Regions from separate parts of the Homo sapiens genome. Here region 1 is linked to region 2. The links are chromatin loops, found by intact Hi-C in ENCODE. Cell type or tissue: CD4-positive, alpha-beta T cell. All regions are shown on one strand. Links, peaks and the distances in the headings refer to the core of each region. The heading gives the core; the rest is flanking DNA. Region 1 has its middle 1.6 kb from the start of MIR29A. Region 2 overlaps PODXL (podocalyxin like).

Evidence for each region. Hi-C counts contacts between places; a loop is a spot of excess contacts. Peaks named below come from ENCODE experiments on the same cell type or tissue, not always from the same donor. Only the 100,000 strongest peaks of a DNase experiment are listed, where the experiment ranks them.
Region 1: a loop joins it to region 2, with 10 times the contacts of the local background. A loop is called at or near these places in 6 of 110 quality-filtered maps.

Annotation. Positions count from the first base shown.
Region 1 is chr7:130,873,731-130,876,641 of GRCh38, forward strand. No RefSeq gene overlaps it. Among named protein-coding and RNA genes, the nearest start is that of MIR29A, 1.6 kb to the right of the region's middle. RefSeq lists an enhancer at 1,540-1,834 and a silencer at 1,630-1,829. In CD4-positive, alpha-beta T cell, for the core only: CTCF peaks have their summits at 1,764 and 1,976; a DNase peak (open chromatin) is centred at 1,761.
Region 2 is chr7:131,512,368-131,515,278 of GRCh38, forward strand. All of the region lies in intron 1 of PODXL (podocalyxin like), which reads right to left. Among named protein-coding and RNA genes, the nearest start is that of PODXL, 43 kb to the right of the region's middle. RefSeq lists an enhancer at 907-1,766. In CD4-positive, alpha-beta T cell, for the core only: CTCF peaks have their summits at 1,324 (motif pointing left) and 1,528; a DNase peak (open chromatin) is centred at 1,324.

The sequences.
Region 1 (2,911 bases), core at 298-2,797, 640 kb before region 2:
TGGTCATCATTGGAAGTAGTTTTTATTCCTCATGCACATGGCAGATGAAAATGGAGAGAAACTATGAAAAGTAGAGGCTGCAGCCTAGAAGGAAGATTTGCCACAGACACCTACACAAAGGATAGCTCACGTGGAATGTAAGAATGGAGTGTACACAGTATGTCTTGTTCTTGTCTACCGTCCCTCCTAGGAGCAAGGATTTTCCAGCCTTGCAGAGAAGCCTAGTAGGTAATCAATCATGAGAATATAACATGCGAAGTGCCATCAGGCTCTGAAGGGGTACAGAGAAGAAAGCCTTTGCCCAGGGATCTAAGCCTTGATGCAGAAGGCAGAGGAAGGCTTCCTAGACAAGTTTACACCTGAGCCAGGGGCTGCAGGTTGGAGGTCCCTAGCTTACAGTCCCTAGGGGCTGGAGGTCCCTAGCTGACGAGGAGGAGGAGAGGGGAGATGTGGGCAGAGGAAATAGCACAGACACAGGCTAAGAAATGCCAAGATACCTGAGTGTTCTCAGCAGCAAGCAGCTGGGTGAGCACAGAACACAGGCCCCAGGAAGCACAGCCAGAAGATGGTGACACAGGTAGGCATGGGGTCATGAAGGGTCTGGTACCTGGTTGACACACTTATAAGAGTTCAGCTAAAAGTGAGGGACAAGGAGCAAGGTCATGTGGTTAAACAATTTTTATTTTTATTTTTTAAAGAGATGGGATCTTGGTCTGTCGTCCAGGCTGGAGTGCAGTGATGCAATCATGGCTCATTGCAGCCTCAACCTCTTGGGCTCAAGCAACCTCCTGCCCCAGCCTCCTGAGTAGCTGGGATTACAGGCACCAGCCACCGTGCCCAGCTCACGTATGTATTTTACAAAGATTAACTGGTGGCTATAACAAAGCTAGACTAATGGCGAGGGGTGGGCCCAGAAAGCTGTCTAGGAAGAGCAGAGAAAGGGATGGATCCTAAAGAGAGAATTGAGAGAGAACAGCAACAAGTTGTGCTGAGTATGGATGTGGGTAAGGGAGAGGGAAGAGGTCACAGACCTCTGGTGTTCGCAGCTTTCACCATGGGGCAGAGCAGGGAGAGCTGGCTTTGGGGAGAAGGCAATGTGGATGGCTTTGGTATATGCCTAGTGTTCCATTATTGGAATGCTAAGCATGTGGGAGTTGTCTCCTACTGCTCAAGGTCATTGCCAAGGTCTGATGGCAAAAATTCAAAAAATTGCAACCTCAAGCATAAATGGATTAAATTGAGACAAGTTTAGAAGAGCAGGCTGAACTATTATACTTAGGAGCTACTAAAAATATAAAAAGCAAGATGTCTCAAAAAATATCCCAGGCCAGACCTCTGGTTTGAGGGAAATCAACACATAGGGATGTATTTGGAACCAGGGGAGTAAATAAGATTACTTAGGGAAAACAGCGAATAGGTAAGAAAGCAAAAGACAAGAGTTTTGGGAAAATAATAACCATGGGATAGAAAAAGATGTGGTGGAATGATCCTGATTCTCGTTGGATTTGTGTGGTAGACAGAATGTTTTGGCTACAAATTGCATGTGTTAGCCCCGAGGAGAAAAGGCCTTTTCCAGACAAGTGACAGGCAGGAGGGAAAAGGAGGGAGGCAGTGTGAGAGGGCGGGAAAGCTTAAGCAGGGTAGATAGAATATTAACTCTTGATTGTGAGGCCAGTGGCTTTTCCAGGCCAGAAAGAAAACAGAAGGACAAGGCCCAAATTCCACCAGGTGCCCCTGCAGTTCTCCAGGACGCCACATGGGGACAGCAGGTGGCCGGTCTGTGCAGTACCTGTGTTGGGAGCTGCACACAGGGGCCCCTGGAGGAGGAGCGGCCGAGATGGCTCATTCTTGAGCCTTTTATTTTATTTTATTATTTTTATATTTTATTATTATACTTTAAGTTCTAGCATACATGTGCTTATACCCAAAGGATTATAAATCATGCTGCTATAAAGAGCCTTTTATTTTTGCCTCTTAGTGGACCTAAAAACTCAGTATTGTTTTTGGTCTAATGACTTCACTTCTAGTGAGGTTGTGTTAGTCCGTTTTGCGCTGCTATAAAGACATACCCGAGACTGGGTAATTTATATAGTAAAGAGGTTTATTTGGCTTACAGTTTTGCAGCCGTACAAGCATGGCACTGGTACCTGCTCGGCTCCTGATGAGGCCTCAGGATGTTTTATACATGGTGGAAGGCGGAGAGGGAGCAGACATGTCACATGGCGAGAGAGGGAGCAAGAAAGAAAGAGCAAGAGAGAGGAAGGAGGTGCCAGCTTTTTTAAACAACCGGCTCCCTCTAACTGAGCAGGAACTCGTTAAGTGAGGACATCACCAAGCCATTCACAAGGGATCCGCCCCATCACTCAACCACCCCCACCAGGCCCCACCCCCAATACTGGGGATCACACTTCAACATGAGATTGGAGGGGACAAACATCCAAACCATATCAAAGGTATACTCTAGGATCCTAGTTCAAGTAGCACCTGCTTTTGTTGCTTTGCCTTCTAAACTGAACTGACACATATTAGCACAGTTCTGTCTCAGCCATAGAAACCCAGTTTCTCTGGACCATTTTTCCTTATGTAAGAAAATGACCTGTTTAACCATGGAGGGAACTCCTCAGCCAGCTAAGAGAGGAGAGTTCAGAGATAGCTGGTGCAGCTTCTCATCAACAACAGAATTGACTCCCTCGCTGCTCCTTTCCCATCATCTAAGCCAGTCATCGATTTTCCCCAGGAGTGTTTCTAGGTATCCGTCACCAAAACAAAACCCCCACCAAGTCTATGGAATTTCTATAAAGTATAACCATTCATGATATGCTAATAGTGAACCATTTGTTAGTATTATACCACATGCAATTCAGGTCAGTGAAATTCAACTTAGAAACTGGAAGAAGAAAAATCACCTTTG
Region 2 (2,911 bases), core at 279-2,778:
GGAAATGATGCAGAGACGAGCGGGGAGGGACCATGTCGAATGAGGGAAAGAAAGGCATCTCTGCGATGATGGTTAAGCTAAGCCCTGAAGGATAGCAAGGAGAATGCTGTGTGAAGAATGGGAGGAGAAGTGTCCCCAGCAGAAGGAACAGAATCTGCAAAGCCCCCGAGTAGGGAAAGCTGCTGACAGAAGACAAGCAGGAATGGAGTTTGGTAAGGAGGGGTCAGGTTCAGGGCTGAGAAAATGCAGGGTCTTATGACAGTGATAGCAACTGAGCGTCCAAACCAGACATTTTTGAGAATAAAAGGCCCTCTTAAAAATCACATTCAGCCGGGTGTGGTGGCTCATGCCTTTAATCCCAGCACTTTGGGAGGCTGAGGCAGGCAGATCACTTGAGGTCAGGAGTTACAGACCAGTCTGGCCAATATAGAGAAACCCCATCTCTACTAAAAATAAAAAATAAATAAGCTGGGCGTGGTGATGGTAGTAAAGTAACTGGGCGTGGTGATCCCAGCTACTTGGGAGGCTGAGGCAGGAGAACGGCTTGAACCCGGGAGGCAGAGGTTGCAGTGAGCCAAGATGGCACCACTGCACTTCAGCCTGGGCGACTGAGCAAGACTCCGTCTCAAAAAAAAAAAAAAAAAAAATCACATCCTACGCAGAAGAAGGAGACATAAGATCATACTCCTCAGAGGCCAACATGCAGATTCCAGATTTTATTCTTGGTGCAAAAAAGAAGCCACTGAAGGCATTAAAGCACAGAAGTTTTATAGGATGACTTACAGAGAAACCTGTTCCTGCTGCTTTGGGGAATGCAGACTGGAAAGAAGAGTGTGTGGAAGAGGAAAGAGAAGTTAGGAGGCAATCACAGTAATCCAGATGGAATGAACAGCGTTGGCCACAGGAAGCTATTGACACTGGAGACAAAAGGTGGAGAGAGTCAAGACTGTTTTGGAGATCAACTGCTTGTTGATGTCCTAAGTGAGGGAAGAAGAGAATCTAAGGTGATTCCTAGTTTTCTGTCTGGAGCAGAAGGGAGTGGTGGGAAGGGGGCTGATGGCTGCATCCCGTACTCTGTGCCAGCCAGCACCCATACCATTTCTCTATATTTGGGAGTTCCGCACCCCGTGAGACTTGATGGCAGCAGAATCTGCCTCCTATGTTGATGCTCCTATGAAAATGCCAGCTCTTTGCCTTGCCAGCCTCCCCTGGGATGAGCATAAGCAGGTGGCAGTGCCACCATGAACGTGCAGTCTCATTCCAGCCGTGACGGGCTCTGCAGGCAGGAGTGGTGACATCATGCATGGAGGTGAGGCCAAGCACTCATCCTGGGCCGCAGCGCCACCTAGTGCTTGGCATGGGTAAGCAGCGCTGGCCTCCCTGAATCTACAGCCTGGCTTGAGTGAGGTTCAAAGTAGCCCTGCATGTGGCCTCCAGCAATCCCAGCTACTCCATACACTGGACAGTATCCCCATATCTTTTACACACACATTTTGCTACTGAAAAGCAGAAATGTTTATCAGGAGTAGCCGCCAGCAGCAAGACTTCAAGGATTGGTTGTCAGGCCTTACTGGGGACAAAGGGCAGTCAAAATTCTGCAAGTATTAAGGAATACTTGCAAGTGTCCCATGATATCTCAAGGATAAGCAGTCACATTATCACCTCTAATCTAGAGTGAAGTGCCCAGGAAGTGGCTTTGGTGTGGCCCAGTGGCTGCTGCCAGAGTATGAAAGGCACACTCACCAAATGTGTTTTAAAAAGCAATACAGGCTGGGTGCGGTGGCTCATGCCTGTAATCCCAGCACTTTGGGAGGCCAAGGCAGGTGGATCACCTGAGGTCACCTGAGACCAGCCTGGCCAACATTGTGAAACTTCATCTCTACTAAAAATACAAAAATTAGCCAGGCGTGGTGGCGGGCACCTGTAATCCTAGCTACTCAGGAGGCTGAGGCAGGAGAATAGCTTGAACCTGGGAGGCGGAGGTGTAGTGAGCCAAGATTGTGCCACTGCACTCCGGCCTGGGTGACAGAGTGAGACACAGTCTCCAAAAAAAAGTGGGGTGGCGGGGGGAACAGTGCAATGTGAGGGTTTGACAGGCATTTTTTCTTCTTAGTAGTTCATAAAGTAACAGTGCTTCTTACTATTGATGGCATCATAGTGTCATCTGGCAAGATACTAGATTGCTAAGGGACTATATCAGCATATTTAGGGAATTAAGAAATTGGTGGGATGATTGTTTTTTGTTTTGTTTTGTTTGTGAGACAGGATCTTGCTCTGTTGCCCAAGCTGGAGTACAGTGGCACAATCAGGACTCACTACAGCCTTGACCTCCTAGGCTCAATCAGTCCTCCCACCTCAGCCTCCGAGTAGCTGAGACCACAAGCACGCACCACCACACCCAGCTAATTTTTTTTTCTAATTTGTAGAGATGAGATCTCACTATAATGGCCAGGCTAGTCTCAAACTTCTAGGCTCAAGTGATCCTCCAGCCTCGGCCTCCCAAAGTGCTGGGATTACAGGTGTGAGCCATGGCACCCAGCCCTGGATGGTTGCTTCTTACAGTGGTGAACAGCTTAAAACAGGATTTGTCAACTCTGAAACTATTGGCATTTTGAACTGGATATTTCTTGTTATAGGCAGTTGTCCTATGCATTATACGCAGAATGCTGAGCAGCATTCCTGGCCTCTGTCTATTAGATGCAAGTAATACACATGCACGCCCCTTTCCAGTTGTAACCATGAAAAATGTCTCCAGATATTGCCAAATGTCTCCTGACGGCGACAAAATCACTGCCAGTAAAAACTACTGGTTTCAAGAAAGAGAACAACAAATTCAAATTCCTAAACCTCCTATAAAAGCACAGACTGAAAACCAGAGACTTTCCAAGAACACATTCAAGGAGTCTCTTTG